5 separate regions of the Homo sapiens genome follow, and regions 2, 3, 4 and 5 are each linked to region 1. A link is a loop called in an ENCODE intact Hi-C map of the cell type or tissue named here. Cell type or tissue: heart left ventricle. All regions are shown on one strand. Region 1 overlaps FES (FES proto-oncogene, tyrosine kinase). Region 2 overlaps CRTC3-AS1 (CRTC3 antisense RNA 1). Region 3 has its middle 32 kb from the start of ZNF774. Region 4 overlaps IQGAP1 (IQ motif containing GTPase activating protein 1). Region 5 overlaps CRTC3-AS1 (CRTC3 antisense RNA 1).

What was found. Hi-C counts contacts between places; a loop is a spot of excess contacts. Peaks named below come from ENCODE experiments on the same cell type or tissue, not always from the same donor. Only the 100,000 strongest peaks of a DNase experiment are listed, where the experiment ranks them.
Region 2: it touches region 1 in a loop (2.7-fold over the local background); 28 of 110 quality-filtered maps call a loop at or near these places.
Region 3: it touches region 1 in a loop (2.6-fold over the local background); 32 of 110 quality-filtered maps call a loop at or near these places.
Region 4: a loop joins it to region 1, with 2.2 times the contacts of the local background. A loop is called at or near these places in 17 of 110 quality-filtered maps.
Region 5: a loop joins it to region 1, with 13 times the contacts of the local background. A loop is called at or near these places in 107 of 110 quality-filtered maps.

The regions. Positions count from the first base shown.
Region 1 is chr15:90,884,669-90,888,668 of GRCh38, forward strand. FES (FES proto-oncogene, tyrosine kinase) reads left to right here. Exons shown (of 19, transcript NM_002005.4): 2 at 369-590; 3 at 744-917; 4 at 2,293-2,389; 5 at 2,519-2,702. The coding sequence starts at 378. Among named protein-coding and RNA genes, the nearest start is that of FES, 2.2 kb to the left of the region's middle. RefSeq lists an enhancer at 552-981. In heart left ventricle, CTCF peaks have their summits at 1,529 (motif pointing left) and 1,742; DNase peaks (open chromatin) are centred at 1,073, 1,513 and 2,563; H3K4me3 peaks cover 1,932 bases; H3K27ac peaks cover 1,856 bases.
Region 2 is chr15:90,692,186-90,696,185 of GRCh38, forward strand. The region is part of intron 2 of CRTC3-AS1 (CRTC3 antisense RNA 1); the gene reads right to left. Among named protein-coding and RNA genes, the nearest start is that of CRTC3-AS1, 23 kb to the right of the region's middle. In heart left ventricle, a CTCF peak has its summit at 1,683 (motif pointing left); no DNase peak of the experiment used is centred here.
Region 3 is chr15:90,318,558-90,322,557 of GRCh38, forward strand. No RefSeq gene overlaps it. Among named protein-coding and RNA genes, the nearest start is that of ZNF774, 32 kb to the right of the region's middle. RefSeq lists an enhancer at 1,497-1,606. In heart left ventricle, a CTCF peak has its summit at 1,639 (motif pointing right); a DNase peak (open chromatin) is centred at 1,654.
Region 4 is chr15:90,493,154-90,497,153 of GRCh38, forward strand. It overlaps IQGAP1 (IQ motif containing GTPase activating protein 1), which reads left to right. Exons shown (of 38, transcript NM_003870.4): 36 at 1,560-1,682. Among named protein-coding and RNA genes, the nearest start is that of CRTC3, 35 kb to the right of the region's middle. In heart left ventricle, no CTCF peak of the experiment used is centred here; no DNase peak of the experiment used is centred here.
Region 5 is chr15:90,646,470-90,650,469 of GRCh38, forward strand. The region is part of intron 2 of CRTC3-AS1 (CRTC3 antisense RNA 1); the gene reads right to left. Among named protein-coding and RNA genes, the nearest start is that of LINC01585, 12 kb to the right of the region's middle. RefSeq lists a silencer at 135-318. In heart left ventricle, a CTCF peak has its summit at 1,767 (motif pointing right); a DNase peak (open chromatin) is centred at 2,242; H3K27ac peaks cover 1,753 bases.

The DNA of each region.
Region 1 (4,000 bases):
ATGGCCGCAGGGGCAGGGCTCAGGCTGTGGGCGCCTGAGGCTTCAGCTGGGGCAGGCTTGGCCTGTCGAGGACCTGGGCAAGGGTGTCCCTGTAAGGGGTGGTGGGTGGAAGGGCCTGGGGAGGGAGGCTCCAGGTTGGCTCCTGTTCCCGAACGTGCGGAGGAGACCCTGACGCTAAGGAAGCAATGAGGGCCAGTCCCCAGGCCAGGCTGCTGCTGGGTACCCATGGCTGCGTGTGAGCGAGGCAGGACCCCACCTCCTCCCCGTCTGCAGTCCATCCTGACCCTACAGTCCCCAGTCTCCTCGTCCCATGCCTCCGTCTCCAGCTGCTGCCTTGCCTCCAGGGATGGCCCCTTTTCTGTCCCCAGAACAGCACTATGGGCTTCTCTTCCGAGCTGTGCAGCCCCCAGGGCCACGGGGTCCTGCAGCAAATGCAGGAGGCCGAGCTTCGTCTACTGGAGGGCATGAGAAAGTGGATGGCCCAGCGGGTCAAGAGTGACAGGGAGTATGCAGGACTGCTTCACCACATGTCCCTGCAGGACAGTGGGGGCCAGAGCCGGGCCATCAGCCCTGACAGCCCCATCAGTCAGGTGGGTCTCTATGGGACTCTGGTGGGTGCTGGCTGTATCTGCCTTCTCCTTCCTCTCCTGGGGGCCCTCTGGGGCAGTGGCTGGAGATCTGGCAGGCCAATGCTTGGGAGCCATTGTGCCCCCCTCCCTGCCTCCCCCATCTGTGCTGTATAGTCCTGGGCTGAGATCACCAGCCAAACTGAGGGCCTGAGCCGCTTGCTGCGGCAGCACGCAGAGGATCTGAACTCAGGGCCCCTGAGCAAGCTGAGCCTGCTCATCCGGGAACGGCAGCAGCTTCGCAAGACCTACAGCGAGCAGTGGCAGCAGCTGCAGCAGGAGCTCACCAAGGTGAGCGGGCAGCACTGGGGCTTCGGTCATTTCTGTCTAAATTTTGAGCCTCGAAGGGGTTGTTTTGCACAAGAGGCCCTGGATTCACTGGGGAAGTGTAAGTCCCTGACCGCAGGCCTGGCTTGCTCTAACCTTGATGCAGCTTCCTCTCTTCCTTCCCCTACGTTGAGCTGGCTTGCAGCAAGGCCTCTCTGTGCTTTTTCTGTGCCTGGGCAAAGTGCTGGGAGTGTAAGGATGAGTGACCGGTCACGTGCCTGGGAGAAGCTCAGAATCGGTACTCGCCTCCACACTGTGCCATCTGGCTCTGGGTTCTGAGAGTCAGGGAGAGGAATGAGGGTCAGTCTGTTTGCCTTCGACCTAGGCAGCCTCCTCTCAGGGCCCCAGAGACTGGGCAGCAGCATGGCCCCCCGAAGGTCGAGGATTCGGGCCGTGAAGTCAGCCTGCCTAGGTTTGAATCCCACCCAGCTCCTCAGTCTAGAGGCTGTGTGATTTGGAACTATTTATCTGGGAGCCTAGTGCCCCCATTCAGTGTGCTGGTCACCCTCCCTGCACCACACCCCTTCCTCAAGTGCAGAGCCCAGCCTTGCCATGGACCCACAGCGGCCCCTGGTGGCCACCCTGGCCCCATTCCTCGCCCCAAAAGATCATCTGATTCAAGGGTGGGCCCATTTTTATAAAGTTTTGCTGGAACACAGCTATGCCCTTTTGTTTTCATATTGTCTGTGACTACAATGACAGAGTTGAGTAATTGTGACAGAGGCTCTATGGCCTACAAGCGTAAAATATTTATTTACTATCTGGCCCTTTAAGAAAAAGACTGATCTAGTCGAGGAATCTAGCTCAGTTACAGATGGGGAAACTGAGGTTGGGCGCTTGCCCAACATATCCCAGCACATAAACAGGAGAACTGGGACGAGAACACTGATCTCGGGCTGTCATCTATTCCTACTGCCAAGAACATAATTTGCAGGACCCAGTGCAAAGTGAAATTGTGGGGGTCTTTGTTAAAAGATTGCTAGGAATTTCCAGGTGGCAATAATGGAGAATGAAACCAAGCACAGGGCCCTTCTACATGTGGAGCCCCGTGTGACTGCACAGGCCGTGCACACCTGCAACTGGCCCTGCCTGCCACCAGGCTACCACTGTCAGTCCAAGGAGGGACCATTGTAGCCTGTAGTCTACCTCTTTGCCTCCCCAAGGGGTCTGTCTTTAACAGGCTCTCTGATCTTTGACTCTCACGTCAGCAGCCAGCTTTCCCAGAAGTCTCCAGGTGCTCCTTGCCTGACGACAGGACCTTTCCAGGGCTTCACCCCAGGCAAGAATCTTCCACAACTGGGGACCTGCTGCCCCACACTGGCCTCTCCTCTCTCCCTAGACCCACAGCCAGGACATTGAGAAGCTGAAGAGCCAGTACCGAGCTCTGGCACGGGACAGTGCCCAAGCCAAGCGCAAGTACCAGGAGGCCAGCAAAGGTTCGTGGCTTCCCTTGCTGGCAGGGAGGGAATCCGAAGCCAGTGCTGACCTGTCCTTGGGTACCCAGAGAGTGGGGGCTGCCTGGGCCTCCATGCTGTCATCTATACCCCTTGCCCCCCTTCTGGCAGACAAGGACCGTGACAAGGCTAAGGACAAGTATGTGCGCAGCCTGTGGAAGCTCTTTGCTCACCACAACCGCTATGTGCTGGGCGTGCGGGCTGCGCAGCTACACCACCAGCACCACCACCAGCTCCTGCTGCCCGGCCTGCTGCGGTCACTGCAGGACCTGCACGAGGAGATGGCTTGCATCCTGTAAGCCCGCAGCCCCGTCCCCTGGCCCCCACCCTTGAGCAGCCCTAAGCCCAGCCATCAGGCCCAGAGGCAGGACCCAGAAAATCCATTGCTGGGAAGGTGCTGGCCATGTAACCACATGAGAACGGGACCTGGGCCAAGGATTGGAAACAGGCAACTTACCTCTGAATTACACTATTCCAGGGTCTCATTATTCCAGGGTTTTATTACATTCATTGAGCACTGTTCTGGGCTCTGGATTATACCAGAGAACGATGGTAGACAAAAACATCTGTCCTCAGGGATCTTTCGTGTTAGTGGAGTGAGGATGTGAGGAGCACTAAGAGCCATGGAGAAAAATAAAGCAAGAGAAGTGGATCGGGACCTGGGAGCACGGAGGCAAGGGAGGAGGTGACAGTTGTCCATAGAGTGATCTGGGAAAGCCTCTTGAGAGGTGACATTCAAAGAGGCCCCTGAGAGGGGTACGGGAGTGAATCATGGGGCTATTTGGAGAAAGACCATTCCAGAAAGGAGGACAGCAATTACACAGGCCTTGAGGTAGGAGAGTACCAGGGACTAATAGCCAGGAACCAGTGGTGCCTCTGAGAGTGAGGGAGGGGGAGAGTCATACACGAGGCTGGAGGAGGCAGGCGTCAAGGGCTACTGGGTGATAGAGGGTCTAGCAGGGCCATGGTGAGGACTTTGGCTCTGGGTGAACAAGAATGGCATGATCTGACCTCTGTTTTTTTGTTTCATTTTGTTTTAACTTTTTTTGAGTCAGAGTCTCGCTCTGCCGCCCAGGCTAGAGTGCAGTGGCATGATCTCGGCTTACTGCAACCTCCGCCTCCCAGGTTCAAGTGATTCCCCTGCCTCAGCCTCCCGAGTAGCTGGAACTACGGGCATGCGCCACCACACCCAGCTAATTTTTGTATTTTTAGTAGAGATGGGGTTTCACCATGTTGCCCAGGCTAGTCTCTAATTCCTGGGCTCAAAGCGATTTGCCTGCCTCTGCCTCCCAAAGTGCCGGGATTACAGGCATGAGCCACCATGCCCAGCCCTGACCTCTGTTTTAATAAGGCCACTCTGGCTGCTGTGCTGCAAATAGACTTCAGGGAGCAAGGACAGAAGCTGGGAGGCCAGAGAGCAGGCTCTTGCCATAATCCAGATCCAAGCTTTTGGCCACTAGGACGGGGAGGTAGCAATGGAGGTGAGGCGCGGTCAGGTCCTGGAAGGTGAAGCCAGTGGGATTTCCCTATGGATTGGAAGTGGGGCGTGAAATAGAGGAGTCAGGGGTCACTCTGGGGATTTGGCCTGGAGCA
Region 2 (4,000 bases), 190 kb before region 1:
ATGCTGGTGTGCACAGCAACCCCAGCAGACCAGGTGTGATGCCCTCAGGTACAAGCCACTGGAAACAAAGGTCACAGAAAGTGGAGGATAACAGGACAGAAATGGTAAAAGGGATCCAGGGGGATACAGGTGAAGCACCAACAGCATCTGCCACGGTAGGACATGTGAAAAGAAGGCCTTGACACGCTTTTTATAGAATGCTTTGTACTAATTTAGGAGGATATCATTTAATATATTATTGCTTTTAAGTGGGTTCCCCTGGGAGTATAGAGGGACGTGTCATGGGCCAACCCATTAATATTTCAAGATGAGAATGTCTCTTTGACAGCTGTGCATCTTATACTTGCAAGAACTCTGGGAACTATCTAGGCCATTTGAATCAGGTTTCTGCACACATCTTGACCAATTTAGTTTCTGAAATTCTATTTTGTCATTTTATACCCCCCCACCCGCTGATTCTATAGTGAAAGTCAGTAGTCAAAGTCTTGTTGCATCTGAAAGCCTTCACAGACTTCCTTTCCCATTTGACCTATGAGGTTTGTGTCTCATTGTATTAAAGGACAAGGATATTTCTCTCTTTTTTTTTTTTTTTTTGAGACGAAGTCTCGCTCTTGTCCCCCAGGCTGGAGTGCAATGGTGCGATCTCGGCTCACTGCAACCTCCACCTCCCGGGTTCAAGTGATTCTCCTGCCTCGGCCCCGCTGGGATTACAGGTGCCTGCCACCACGCCCAGCTAATTTTTGTATTTTTAGAAGAGACGGGATTTTACCATGTTGGCCAGGCTAGTCTAGAACTCCTGACCTCAAGTGATCCACATGCTTTGGCCTCCCAAAGTGCTGGGATTACAGGCGTGAGCCACCACGCCCGACCTCTTCTTCTTTTTTTTTTTTTTAGAGATAGACTCTTGCTCTGTTGCCCAGGCTGGAGTGAGTGGCACGATCCTGACTCATTGCAACCTCAACCTCCCGGGCTCAAGCCATCCTCCCACCTCAGTCTCTTGAGTAGCTGGTATTACAGGTGCACGCCACCATGCCCGGCTAATTTTTTAATTTTTTAGTAGAGACGCGGTTTTGCTATGTTGCCAAGGCTGGTCTCGAACTGCTGAGCTCCAGTTATCTGCTTGCCTCAGCCTCCCAAATTGCTGGAATTACAGGTGTGAGCCACCATGCCTGGCAGATATTTCAAATTTGAGTAGGAAAACTTTTAACAACTCTTTGATGATGACAGTGTAGTATATTTTGTATATGGTGATAGTTCTACACATCTCTAAACATATATTTCTATTTATGTGATCAGTATTTTTTCATCTGGATGAAATTAACAGAATAATACTGTTGTGAATCATGCCGTTCCATTATCTGTCAAAAAATGGCAGAGACAGGCCAGGTGCAGTGGCTCATACCTATAATCCCAACACTTTGGGAGGCTGAGGCAAAAGGACTGCTTGAGCCCAAGAGTTCAAGACCAGCCAGGGCAACATAGTGAGACCCCCATCTCTACCAAAAAAAAAAAAAAAAAGGCAGACATGATAGTACTGTGGTCTACAATGGAACACACTGGAACATATCCATAGCATCTAATGACTTTTATCAAAAGTCCTTCATTCATCATACCCCCTTTATTTCACATGAGCCATTCCAGGAATCATGTGAACAAGAAGAAGATTCTTGAGTGCCATCAAGTGGCCATTTGGGGAAAACCACAGGTGATCTGGGTGTAAGACCATCAGCCTCTACATAATTTCCTCCCTGAATTTGGGGTCTGGTTTTGGAGCAGAGAAATGTTAAAAAAAAAAAAAAAGTTGTCAGAGGAACCTAGTTGGAGGTTGAGGATGAAACCAAAGCCATGGCCTGAGAAGGGAGAAAATGGCTGAAGTAGCCAAAGATTATTTTTTTAAAGACTTTATTTTATTTTATTATTTTTTTTGAGATAGAGTCTCACTCTGTCACCCAGGCTGGAGTGCAGTGGTGCAATCTCGGCTCACTGCAAGCTCCGCCTCCTGGGTTCAAGCGATTCTCCTGCCTCAGCCTTCCGAGTACCTGGGATAACAGGCGCGCGCCACCACACCCAGCTAATTTTTGTAATTTTAGTAGAGACAGGGTTTCATCATGTCAGCCAGGCTGATCTCGAACTCCTGACCTCAGGTGATCCACCTGCCTTGGCTTCCCAAAGTGCTGAGATTACAGGTGTGAGCCACTGTACCCGGCCAGACTTTATTTTTTTGAGAGCAGTTTTAGGTTCATAGCAAAATTAAGAGGAAGGCACTGAGATATCTCATATGCCCCCCCAACACATGCACAATCCCCCCCATTAACAACATCCCCCACCAGAGTGCTACATTTATTACAACTGATGAACCTACATTGACACATCATCACTCAAAGTGTATAGTTTATATTAAGGTTCATTCTTGTTGTTGTACAATCTATGGACAAATGGAAAAATATATAGGACATGTGTCCACCATTATAGTATCATACAGAGTATTTTCACTGCCCTAAAACTCCTCTATTCTCTGCCTATTCATCCCTTCCTGCCCTCAGCCCCTGGCAACCACTGATCTTTTTACCATCTCCACAGTTTTGTCTTTTCCAGAATGCCATATTGTTGGAATAATACAGTGTGTAGCCTTTTCAGACTGGCTTCTTTCACTTAGCATTATGGAATTAAGTTTTCCTCATGTCTCTTTACGGCTTGGTAGCTCATTTCTTTTTAATGCTGGATAATATTCCATTGTTTGAATGTATCACAATTTATCCATTCACCTACTGAAGGACATTTTAGTTACTTCCAAGTTTTGGCAGTTATGAATAAAGCTGCTATAAATACCTGTGCAGGGTTTTGTATGGACATAAGTTTTCAAAGCCAACATTGGATCATATGGCAAGAGTAGGTTTAGTTTTGTAAGAAACTACCATACTGTCTTCCAAAGTGGCTATGCCATTCTGCATTCCCATCAGCAATGAGAGTTCCTGTTGCTCCACATGCTTGCCAGCATTTGATGTTGTAAGTGTTCTGGACTTTGGCCATTCTAATAGGTATGCAATGACATCTTATTGTTGTTTTATTTTGCTTTTCCCTGATGAAAGGGAAATGTGGAGCATCTTTTCATATGCTTATTTGCCATCTGTTTATCTGCTTTGGTAAGGTGTCTGTTAAGGTCTTTGGCATATTTTTGGGTTTGCTTTTGTTTTTTGAGACAGAGTCTTGCTCTATTGCCCAGACTGGAGTGCAGTGGCACAATCATGGCTCACTGCAACCTCCGCCTCCTGGGCTCAAGCCATCCTCCCATTTCAGCCTAGCAAGTAGGTGGGACAACAGGCCTGCACCACGACACCCAGCTAATTTTTATATTTTTTGTAGAGACGAGGTCTCACTATATTGCCCAGGCTGGTATTGAATTTCTGGGTTCAGGCAATCTTACTGCCTCAGCCTCCCAAAGTGTTAGGATTATAGGTACGAGCCACCATGCCAGGCCTTTGACTCATTTTTTAATCAGGTTGTTTGTTTTCTTATTGTTAAGTTTTGAGAATTCTTTGTATATTTTGGATAATGGTCCATTATCAGATATATCTTTTGCAAACATTTTCTTCTAGTCTGTCTTGTCTTTTTGTTCTCTTAAGAGTGTCTTTTGTAAAGCAGAAAATTTTAATTTTAATAAAGTCCACCTTATTAATTCTGTCACGGATCATGCTGCTGGTGTTACATCTCAACAGTCATCACCGACTAACTGCAACCTCCACCTCCCAGGTTCAAGCAACTCTCCTGCTTCAGCTATCTGAGTAGCTGGGATTATAGGCATGCGCCACCATGCCTGGCTAATTTTTGTATTTTTAGTAGAGACAGGGTTTCACCATGTTGCCCAGACTGGTCTCTAACTCCTGACCTCAGGTGACCTGCCCACCTCCAAAAGTACTGGGATTACAGGCGTAAGCCACCGTGCCCGGCTGGAACATCTCATAACACTTCTTTAGAAGATACTTGGAAGGCATGTAAAAGT
Region 3 (4,000 bases), 570 kb before region 1:
CAAGACTCCATCTCAAAAAAAAATAAAAATAAAAAAATAAATAAAATAAAATAAAATATATATATATATGGACAGAAAGAATATGGTCTACTGCTAATAGACTGAGTGGGGAAACCCAGCCCAGCCTGTCTCTCCAGATTCTTGGACTTTCTCTGCAGCATTCCTTCCTTCTGGGTGAGGGGCAGGGACCTGCCGGGAATGGAGGTCTTATGATCTACAGTCAAACAAGTTAAGTCAGATAATTTTTTTTTCTTGAGACTGGGTCTTGCTCTGTCACCAGGCTGGAGTACAGTGTCGTGATCACGGCATACTGCAGCCTCAGCCTTCTGGGCTAAAGTAATCCTCCCACCTCAGCCTCCCAAGTAGCTGGAACCACAGGGGTGCACCGCCACACCAGGCAAATTTTTTAATTTCTATTTTTGTAAAGACAGGGGGTCTCCCTATATTGCCCAGGCTGGTCTTGAACTCCTGAGCTCAATTAAACCTTTGCCTCTGCCTCCCAAAGTGCTGGGATTACAAGCATGAGCCACTGCACCCACCTAGATAATTTTTTTGTTTTGTTTTTATTTGAGACAGAGTCTCGCTCTGTCACCCAGGCTAGTGTGCAGTGGCATGGTCTCGGCTCATTGCAACCTCCACCTCCTAGATTCAAGCCATTCTCCCACCTCAGCCTCCCGAGTAGCTGGGACTATAGGCACACGCCACCATGGCTGGCTAATTTTTGTATTTTTAGTAGAGATGGGGTTTTACCACGTTGGCCAGGCTGGTCTCAAACTCCTGACCTTGTGTCATCTGCCCGCCTCAGCCTCCCAAAGTGCTGGTATTATAGGCCTGAGCCACTGTAGCCGGCCCAGTTAGTTTCTTTATGGGCAGTTTGACACAGAAAGGTGGAGGGGAAATTAGAGTCATTTTTTTGTTTTGTTTTTTTGAGATGGAGTCTCACTCCGTCACCCAGGCTGGAGTGCGGTGGCGCGATCTCGGCTGACTGCAACCTCTGTCTCCTGGGTTCAAGCGATTCTCCTTCCTCAGCTTCCCAAGTAGCTGGGACTACAGGCACACGCCACCACACTCAGCTAATTTTTGTATTTTTAGTAGAGATGGGGTTTTACCACGTTGGCCAGGCTGGTCTCGAACTCCTGACCTCATGTCATCTGCCCACCTCGGCTTCCCGAAAGTGTTGGGATTACAGGTGTGAGCCACTACACCCGGCCTAGAGTAGCATTTTTAAGTTTTATGGCTGACTATAGGGAAAAGGGACTCTGATTTCTATGGGTAACCGCAGGGGAGAATGGTACTGAGAGAAAGGCATGGAAGAGAAAGTCAGAGGAAAACGTTTGCTTACGAAGCTGCTGCTGAGGTTCTCATTTTAGGCTATTGTTTTCTGAGCCCCAGCAGTGGCCAGCTGTACCATAACAATCAAGATGCATTTAAAACTTTTTCTAAAAACTAGCTCTATCCTTTAACTACTGACTTAGCCAATTACCTCCTTCTTAGAGCTACTCCTTCTCTGGGATTGCCCAGGAACCTGAGGCATATGTCATGCACAAAGGAGTCCTGTGGACATTCATACCCTTTGGAGCGGAGCCCAGGAGTCCCTAGCGGTGGTCTGTGGCTGTTTCTGCCCTTGCTCTTAACCACCACAAGGTGTCACTCTTCGCTGCTCCTGCGCGTTCCCACCAAGGCGGTAACTGCTGGCCAGAGAGGAAGAATTTCCTCTGTCCCCGCACTAGCTAATCCAGAGTCCTTACCAGTTCCCAGGGCTTCATAGTACCCAGCCCTTTCAGGCCCCCGCAAAGCCTCGCCCCGCAAGCCCGCCGCCAGCCCCAGCACTATGTCAGGACTGGCTCAGAGGAACACCCATTCCAGACAATAACAACTTTTTCTTTCTTGCCCAGGTGTTTTCAACCCTTAAACCAGACTGGGCTTGTTCTATTTTTACTTTTTAAAATTTTAACTCCTCTACTATCATTCCCAAATGGGCTTGTTCTAATTCCTTCCCGGACCATAGAGCTACAAACTTCCCCGAAGAGCGACTTCCAATTGGTTTTTAGGCATCCTTGGTGTGCCTTTCATACATAAAGGTAGGTCAAGGGTTCCCTACCTTCTCTGACAATAGAGCCTGATTGTCTCCAGTTGGAGGACCAGCCCTTAAAACAGCTAAATTCCTTTTACTTTCCCTAGAGGAAGGGGAGCTCCGTGGGGAGTCAGCTACCCGGGGGCAGACTTTCTGGCATTCTTTGGAAAAGCAGTGAAAATAAAACTCACAAGTTACATCTTCAGCAGAGTATCTGCTACATATGAATATATTGTACACATATTTTTATATGGTTGCAAACATAAAACATATAGGTCCATGTCCTGATTTTTCATGTACTGCAATGTATGTTGAGTATTTTCCCATGTCGTTGTAAATTCTTCATAAGCATTATTTGCAGTGGTTGAATGATCTTTTTTCATGATAGGGTTCTATTGTAATTTTGTAATAATTTTCTTATTTTTAGACACTGATCATTTTGTTTTTTGCTGTATTGACTATTCTTATATATTTTTATATATATTTCTGATTATTTCCTTATAAGAGACCTAGTATTGAAATTACTGAGTCAAAAACATTTGCAAGTCTTTTTATTCATGCTGCAAAAAACTTCCTAGAAAGCTTGCATCATTGTGTACTATCAACACCAAGTACCATAAGGAATGCACACCTAATTGCACCCTAATCAAAAGTAATGAAAACAATTTTATAAATCTCTCTTATCAGTGCACTGGTAAAAAAGATGTTTTAATTTGCAATTAGGCTGGACGTGGTGGGTCACGCCTGTAATTCCAGCACCTTGGGGAGGCCAAGGTAGGAGGATCACCTGAGGTCTGGAGTTCGAGACCAGCCTGGCCAACATGGTGAAACCCCGTCTCTACTAAAAATTAAAAAAAATTAGCCGGGCGTGATGGCATGTGCCTATAATCCCAGCTACTCGGGAGGCTGAGGCAGGAGAATCACTTGAACCTGGGAGGTGGAGGCTGCAGTGAGCTGAGATCCCGCGATTGCACTCCACGCTGGGCAACAAGAACAAAATTATCATCTTAAAAAAAAAATCAATTAATTACTAGTATAAATTAACATTTTAAAATTTGTATTTCTGTTTTTTATAAATTGTTAGCAGTTTTTACTTATTTATTTACTTAGAGACGGAGTCTTGCTCTGCTCCCAGGCTGGAACATAGTGGCAAAATCATAGCTCACTGCAGCCTCCAACTTCTGGGCTCAAGGGGTCCTCCTGTCTTGGCTTCCCAAAGTACTGGGATTACAGGCATGAGCCATCATGTCTGGCCCTTTTACTCATTTATTTATTGGGATCTTAATTTTAAAATCCATTTGTATGACCCCTTTATTTATTGAAGATACCAATCTATTGTCTGCTATATTGTTATAAGTGTTTTCTCAATAAATATATTGCTTAATTTATAGTTTTATGAATATTTTTGTCACAGGCTGAACCCCCAATTTTGGGATTCAGTCAACCTGGGAGGCCACGTGGGTTCTTGGCTTTGCACAAGAAGGAATTCAAGAGCAAGCCAACAGAATGAAGAGAAAGCACATTTAATAAGAAAGTAAAGGACTGCTGGGCTTAGTGGCTCACGCCTGTAATCCCAGCACTTTGGGAGGCTGAGGCGGGTGGATCACCTGAGATCAGGAGTTCAAGACCAGCCTGGCCTGTTAACATGGCAAAACCCCATTTCTAGTAAAAATACAAAAATTAGCCGGGCATGGTGGCACGCACCTGTAGTCCCAACTCCTTGGGAGGCTGAGGCAGGAGAATCGCCTGAACCCGGGAGGCAGAGGTTGCAGTGAACCAAGATTGTGCCACTGCACTCCAGCCTGGGCGACAAAGTGAGACTCCATCTCAAAAAAAAAAAAAAAAAGAAGCAAGTAGAGGATTTTGGGAGGCTGAAGTGAGTGGATAACTTGAGCCCAGGAGTTCGACACCGACCTGAGCAACATA
Region 4 (4,000 bases), 390 kb before region 1:
AATTACCTGAACCTGGGAGATGGAGGTTGCAGTGAGCCACGATTGCATCACTACACTCCAGCCTGGGCGACAGAACAAGACTCTGGAAAAAAAAAAAAATCTTCTTGGCCTTAGAAATTAAAATCATGAAAGGAGATCATCTGCTGGTCCCAGAATCACTTAAGGAATATTATACAAATTTGGGTCCCCTTGCTCCTCTCTATACTTCCTGGGGACAAGATCACAGGCTCTGATTTTTTTTCCTGGGTGCTGAGGAAAGTCTGATCCAGCCTTCTTGGCACTGGCCACAAACTATCAGCATGCCCATGTTACAGGGAGGGAATTGAAAACCCAGAGAGGTGGGTGATAAGAGCAGGTTTTACTTGCAGGGTAGTTTATTATTTATTCCTAACTTTTTATTTTAAGAGTTTTCAAATCTCAGATCGAATGAATAGAACAATAAGCACCCATGTGCCCTTCACCTAGATTCACCCATTTTTAATATTTTGCCATATCTGCTTCCCATTTCCCTGGCTCTTGCATGTCCTCTGTTTCTCTCTTTCCATGGAAGACTCTCTGGGGTCAGGCATGGGTGATGGAAGGGATGAAAAACAGGCCCACCTAACCCTGCTTGCAGATCTGACTCCTGTGAGCTTTTGATGTGTTTTCATTGTTCCTTGTGCACTTCCTGACTTTCTGACACAAGATGTTTCATGTTCAACCTGTAGTTTCCCCTCCCCAGGGCCAGAATGAACTGTTTCTCCAAGCATGCCTGGTTTCTTTGAATGAAGAATGGTATTTAGAAACCAAGATCTAGAACTAGGTGTGTTCACTGCCAGATTTGTCATGGCCTCCAGGCCTTCTAAGCAGACAGACCTAGATTCTCATTTTTTTTTAATGCTGCATATTATTCCATTATGCAGATAGATATAACAGTTGACTTCAGCAGTTCTCCATTGATGGACATTTAAGTTGTTTCCAGTTGTTTGTTATTATTTTTTAAATTCTGCAGCAAATAACCTCTTGTACATATGTCATTTTGCAAATGTGGGCATATTTCTGAAGTTAGCACTTCTTGCCTTGATTATCCTAATAGCCTCCTAACCTGTTTCTTTTTCCTTATTTTCATTCATCTGTAATTGCTGTGCTGGCTTAAACGCTTTTAAAAAGTATTTGATGACATTTTAATTTTTTCCCTACACAGCTGAGGGGCGTAGAGTAACTCCTTCACTCCTGGGATTCAGTACCATTCCCTCAGCTGGCATACGAAGCTCTCCTAGTTACTTGTTAGGTACTTAAGTTCCCAGAAGGACATGGGAGGATTAAGACACTGTTAAATTCATGGGAGTGTTCTCAAATATAATTTAAACTAAAAATAGAAGCAATTTAGTAATATTTCCCCTGTTTTGCAGAGATATTGCTTAGGCTAATTCTAACATTTGTTTGCCATTTTAGAGTTGGTATGTTACTTATGCTTATGTCTGGAAGTTTGGTTTCTGACATGTTTCCTTCAGTTACCAATGATGAAGATTCAGAGTAGATGGTTACTTATAGAAAGTGACATGATGTGATTTTTACAGAGTCTCCAAAAAGCCTAGGGAAATGAAAGGAAAGAAAAGCAAAAAGATTTCTCTGAAATATACAGCAGCAAGACTACATGAAAAAGGAGTTCTTCTGGAAATTGAGGACCTGCAAGTGAATCAGTGAGTCTTTGCTTTTTGTTTTATAAGTTGATTTTTATTTCTACATTTATCACATCTTTGCCTTTTTGTCTTCATTTCTCTTTTCTGGATGGTTACTTTTAGTATTTTTTATGTATTTATATATTTTTATGTGTAGAATTAGGCCTCATACTCAGAGTTAATTTGTCATAAAAGAGTTTTTCTTTTCCTTGTTTGTAGAACATTTGTCTCAGGTCATGTTCACTTATTTGGGTCTGATCTTAATTTTTCCTCATTAAAGCAGGAAGCCATTCCTTGGATTTCTTCTGTTTCTGAACCAAGAATAAATTAAGAGTAACAATAAGAGGAGTTTGCTTTATTCCACTTATAGCTAGGAACCAGGCACTTATCTTCATTTGCTTTTCTGGGAAGTATCAGCTTGCTTTGCACGTGGTTCATGGACCTGACATGTCATCCTCCCACAGGTCCTGGGCCCAGCGTCATTAGCAAGCATTTATTGAGCATCTGCTCAGTCAGCCCTGTGACCTCAGGCTACTGATCTTTCTCTTCTTTTGTCTGTTTAGGGGGGGAAAAAAAACAACTTTTAAAAAAAGAACCTTTTACATTTTTCTAATTCTAAAATAATATGTATTCGTTATTAAACTTTGAAAATACAGTAAAGCATAAAAAAGAAAACACCTGTAATTCCACAAGCCAGAGATAACCACTGAAATCGTTTTAATGTATTTTTTTCTATTCACATAAAGATTATACACGACTCACCCACTTATGTATTTAACTACTTTATATATAAATACATATATATATATTTTTTTCTTCTTCTTCTTTTTCTTCTTCTTTTTTTTTTTTCACGGAGTCTCTCTGTCACCCAAGAGTACAGTGGCGCGATCTCAGCTCACTGCAGCCTTGGCCTCCCAGGTTCAAGCAATTCTCCCACCTCAGCCTCCCAATTAGGTGGGACTACAGGCATGCACCACCACACCCAGCTAAGTTTTTGTATTTTTAGTAGAGATGGGGTTTCACCATGTTGGCCAGGCTAATCTCAAACTCCTGACCTCATGTGATTCACCCACCTCAGCCTCCTTTGGGATTACAGGCCTTTATTATTATGTTATTATTATTATTATTATTATTATTTATTATTATAGGTCATTATCTTCCACTACTGTTCAAGTGCCTACCTCTATTTGCCTTTCTGTCTTCTTTTTAATTTGCTCCTATGGGCTTAGAAACTAAATAGCCAACTAAATCTGGTAAAATTATTTATCACTTAAGATAAATATGTTTAAGGAATAACCCGTGAGGCGTTCCAGTTGAATAAGATGCATGTGTGTTTCAGTGCATGGGTTTTTGTGACTTCTTTAACTCTCAGTGACCTTTTTGCATCTTTCATGGTTCTCAGCCCTGTTCGTAATAGGTAAGGCAGCTCCATAGTTGAGTTCTGGAAATCTGGGGTGCTATACTTTGATCATCCAGAGAACAGCATAATCCCTTTTTTTTTTTTTTTTTTTTTTTTTTTTTGAGACGGAGTCTCGCCCTATCACCAGACTGGACTGCAGTGGTGATAGGGTATGGTACTCAGCTCACTACAACCTCTGCCTCCCGGGTTCAATCAATTCTCCTGCCTCAGCCTTCTGAGTAGCTGGGACTGCAGGTGCATGCCACTATGCCCAGCTAATTTTTGTATTTTTAATAGAGATAGGGTTTCACCATGTTGGCCAGGATGGCCTCGATCTGACCTCGTGATCCGCCCGCCTCGGTCTCCCAAAGTGCTGGGATTACAGATGTGAGCCACTGTGCCCGGCTGCATAATACCTTTTCCTTTTGGCCCCCCAAAATTTCCTGGCACGTAACATATTGTGAATGAGTGATAACTTAAATACGTTCAATAATAACAATTTATCTTTGGTAATACTGAGTGTGCTTATATACACAGCACCTACTCTTTCTAGAAAACCTCCTCCCTTGGTGCTTTTTATACGGACCCCCTTTTGTTTATTTACTTCTCCCAGTCCTCAAACATGCATGTATTCAAACACATACACCCTCTCCTTCCCCAGTGTCCTCCGTTTTCTCCTTTTATCATTAGGTTTCCTTTTTGGCCATGTGGAAGTGAAGAGAATTCCTATGATGTCATCCCTTCACACGCCACTTGTGGAACTCCTCAGTGGTTCCTCTTTGATAGGATGTAAGTGCTGCAGGCAGAGAGAGGTTGCCATTCCTCTCTCCAAGTCCCAGAGCAGATGGTACTTGGGCTTGGCAATCTGTGCTGCTTCAGCTGCAGAAGTACTTTTGACCTGTATTTTCTGCAGCCCTTTTCACTCTTGAAGACTTGGTTC
Region 5 (4,000 bases), 240 kb before region 1:
TGTCCAAGGCCCTCTGATGTCAGCCGCATCCTGACCCTTTGGCCACTCTCTCCCCTCCGAAATCCTCTCTGGCTCCAGTAAGGCTTTTCTGCATATTCTACCACCCAGGCCATGCCTGTCTCCTATCATCCTCCCCCTCCACCATCATCTTCTTTCCATCGACCTCCCAAACCAACTTCTCCAGCCCTCCAAGCAGACGACCCTCATACTTAGCCCTCTCCCCACCTGCCTATCAGCCAGTGCTCATGCCCACCCCACCCCTTGTTTTCTGGAGATCCGGGTCCACCTGCAATTGACATCCAGCTTCCCCACAGGGCTCCAAACTCTGCAAGCACAGGGGCATGTTTACTTGTATGCCACTTCCCCAGCACCTGGCACACAGTAGGGGCTCGAAAAATCCGCAAATTCTTCCGAACTGTTGACAGCAGCTTCCTTCTCTTGGAGCTCAGCCCCCATCACCGCCATGGAGCTGGAGACCAGGTGTCCTCCAAACACCTCCTCTTCCTCACCTCTCCTCCTCCTGCACACCCCAACTCCTCCACACCCACTCCCCCTCTACAATCCTCCTCCTCCTCAACCCTCCTCCTCACCCCTCCTCCTCCACAATCCTCCTCTTATTCCACACCCCTCCTCCTCCAACCCCTCCTCCAAAGCCCTCCTTCTCCTCCACACCCCTCCAAATTCCACAGCCCTCCTCCACCTCTACACCCACTGCTCCTCCACAATCCTCCTCCACACCCCTCCTCCTCCACAATCCTCCTCCACACCCCTCCTCCTCAATCCTCCTCCACACCCCTCCTCCTCAATCCTCCTCCACACCCCTCCTCCTCCACAATCCTCCTCCACACCCCTCCTCCTCCACAATCCTCCTCCACACCCCTCCTCCTCAATCCTCCTCCACACCCCTCCTCCTCCACAATCCTCCTCCACACCCCTCCCCCTCACCCCTTCTCCTCCACCACACCCCTCCTCCTCCACACCCCTCCTCCGCCTCACACCTCCCTCACCCCTCCTCCTCCACACCCCTCCTCATCCTCCACACCCCTCCTCCGCCTCACCCCCCTCCTCCTCACCCCTTCTCCTCTCCACATCCCTCCTCCTCAACCCTCCTGCTCCACATCCCTCCCCCTTCACACCCCTCCCCCTCCCCCTTCACACCCCTCCTCATCCTCCACACCCCTCCTCCTCACCCCTCCTCCTCCTCACCCCTCCTCCTCCACACCCCTCCTTCTCCTCACCCCTCCTCCTGTGCCATCTTTTCAAACACAGGATACTTTAATCTTGAAAAGTACTGAATTTGTATACTTGTTTTGAAATACTAAATTTTCGATCTGGAAGGAATGATTTTAGATCTTATTTTGGGCCAGGCACAGTGGCTCATGACTGTAATCCCAGCACTTTGGGAGGCTGAAGCCGGAGGATCACCTGAGGTCAGGAGTTCGAGACCAGCCTAGACAACATGGTGAAACCCCATCTCTACCAAAAATACAAAAATTATCCGGGTGGGCGTCTGTCATTCCAGCTACTGGGGAGGCTGAGGCAGGAGAATTGCTTGAACCCAGCAGGCAGAGGTTGCAGTGAGCAGAGATCACACCACTGCACTCCAACCTGGGTGACAGAGCGAGACTCTGTCTCAAAAAAAATTAAAAATAAAAATAAAAAAAGATCTTTTTGGTCCATTTTACCTAATAAAGCTGTATGGTAGGCAGGTATGGAAATTGGGGTTTACAATAAACCAGCTATATGCTGCTATGTCCTCATGTGGACACTAGGTGGAGCTGCAACTATAAGAGTGGCTCTTAGGACCCAGAACAGGACAGAGAGCCCCGGACCCCCTCAACTTTAGCCCTTGAACTGGGCTGGCAGTGGTGTTGGCTAGAATTGAATTGTATGATATGGAGTAATAAGTATCCTTAGTGACCACCCAGACTACCAGACACTGCACCGTCAGAAGCATTCAAACCAGAGTGACTCCATCTTGAACAGGGGCTGTGGGTAAAATGAGGCTGAGACCTGCTGGGCTGCATTCCCCGGAGGTTAGGCATTCAAAGTCACAGGAGGAGACAGGAGATAGGCACAAGATACAGATCACAAAGATCACACTGATAAAACAGGATGCAATAAAGAAACTGCCAGAACCCGCCAAAACCAAGATGATGACGAAAGTGACCTCTGGTTGTCCTCACTGTTCATTATTCACTAACTATAATACATTAGTTGCTAAAAGACACTCCCAGCAGCGCGTGACAGTTCACAAGTGCCATGGCAACGTACGGAAATTACCCTATATGGTCGAAAAGGAAGAGGAACCCTCAGTTCCAGGAAATTCCCACCCCATTCCTGGAAAACTCATAAATAATCCACTCCTTATTTACCGTATGATCAAGAAATAACCATAAGTCTACTGAGTCGAGCAGCCCGTGCTGCTGGGGTAGCCCCTTTTTTATTCATTTACTTTCTTAATAAACTTGCTATCACTTTGTCAGCTTACTTTTGAATTCCTGCATGAAGCCAGGAATCCATGTGGCCTCCCAGGCTGAACCCTGTGACAGCACCACACACATCCCTCACATCAACCTGAAAACGAGGCAGGGCATGGAGGACTTCTTTTTTTTTTTTTTTTTTTTTTCCGAGACAGAGTCTCGTTCCGTCGCCCAGGCTGGAGTGCAGTGGTGTGATCTTCGCTCACTGCAACCTCCGCCTCCCGCGTTCAAGTGATTCTCCTGCCTCAGCCTCCCGAGTAGCTGGGATTACAGGCATGTGCCAGCACACCTGGCTGATTTTTGTATTTTTCGTAGAGATAGCGTTTCACCATGTTGGCCAGGCTGGTCTCAAACTCTTGACCTCGGGTGATCCACCTGCCTCGGCCTCCCAAAGTGCCGGGATTACAGGCGTGAACCACTGCCCCTAGCCAAGGATGACTTCTTGAGTTTACAGAAGAGGAAACAGGCCCATAGAGGCTCTGTCACCCAACTAAACAGTGAAGGCACAAAGCCTGGACCCAGTGGGCCTCACATCAAGGCCTCCTGACCTCACCAGCCCAGAACCCAGGGCTCCAAAGTGCATCCTTCAGGATCTGCTCACAAGTTTCCCTCCCCTGTGCACCCCCGGCCCCCGACTACGCCCATCACCAGGGTGAGGGGTGCGGAAATGAATCGCACCCTTCACCCTGCAGAGGTGGGCTCTGAGCAGCCCCTCTGGGAAGGGTCCCCACGGATCCCAGTGAGATAGAAGCCTGGCAAAGGAACACGTGTTTTTTTTTTCTCTCTCTCTTTTCCAGACATGTATTTTAATTTTTTAAAAAAGCTTTGCTCTGATAAAAATAGTGCATGCTCATTATAAGAAATTCAAGTAACACCGAAGAGTACCAAAAACAAAAATTTCAAGTGGTCCGGAAATCCAGCACCCCAGAAATAATCATGGCTGACACCCAGGAAACATGGATGGAGACATCTCTCTACGCACATATTCAAAGGAGTTTTTTTAACCAAAATGGGCTCATACAATACATACTCTTTTTAGAAAAAGTGCCATACTTAAATTTAACAGAACAAAAGGCAACTTAAATGTAACTAAAGAAATTACCAAGCTGCAAATAATGACGCTGCTTCTTCTGGTTCTAAATTATTTCTCTAAAGGAAAGAAAAATATTAAGCAGCTGGATTCATTCTTTCAGCATGTTTCAACTATAGATGGCATCTCTTGACAACCTACGATTTAGGATAAGGAAATGAGCTCACCACCACTTCCTAGCTCCTTCCCCCTCCCAAATTTTGTGAGTTCGTGTTTTTACATTGTCAAGGTTTATACTACTTACATCCTGTCCTGTAACCATCGTTCCCACCATTGTTTGGCCTGTTGTGTGTGTATGGATTCCCTGTTCCACCGCCTGTCCTTCTAGAATGGGTTTTTCCATTCTTGGGTTATTTTCCTTCACCTCATGGCTACCTTGACTTTGTCATCAAGGAGTCTTTTCAAGGTCTGAGTTGGTCACAGTCAC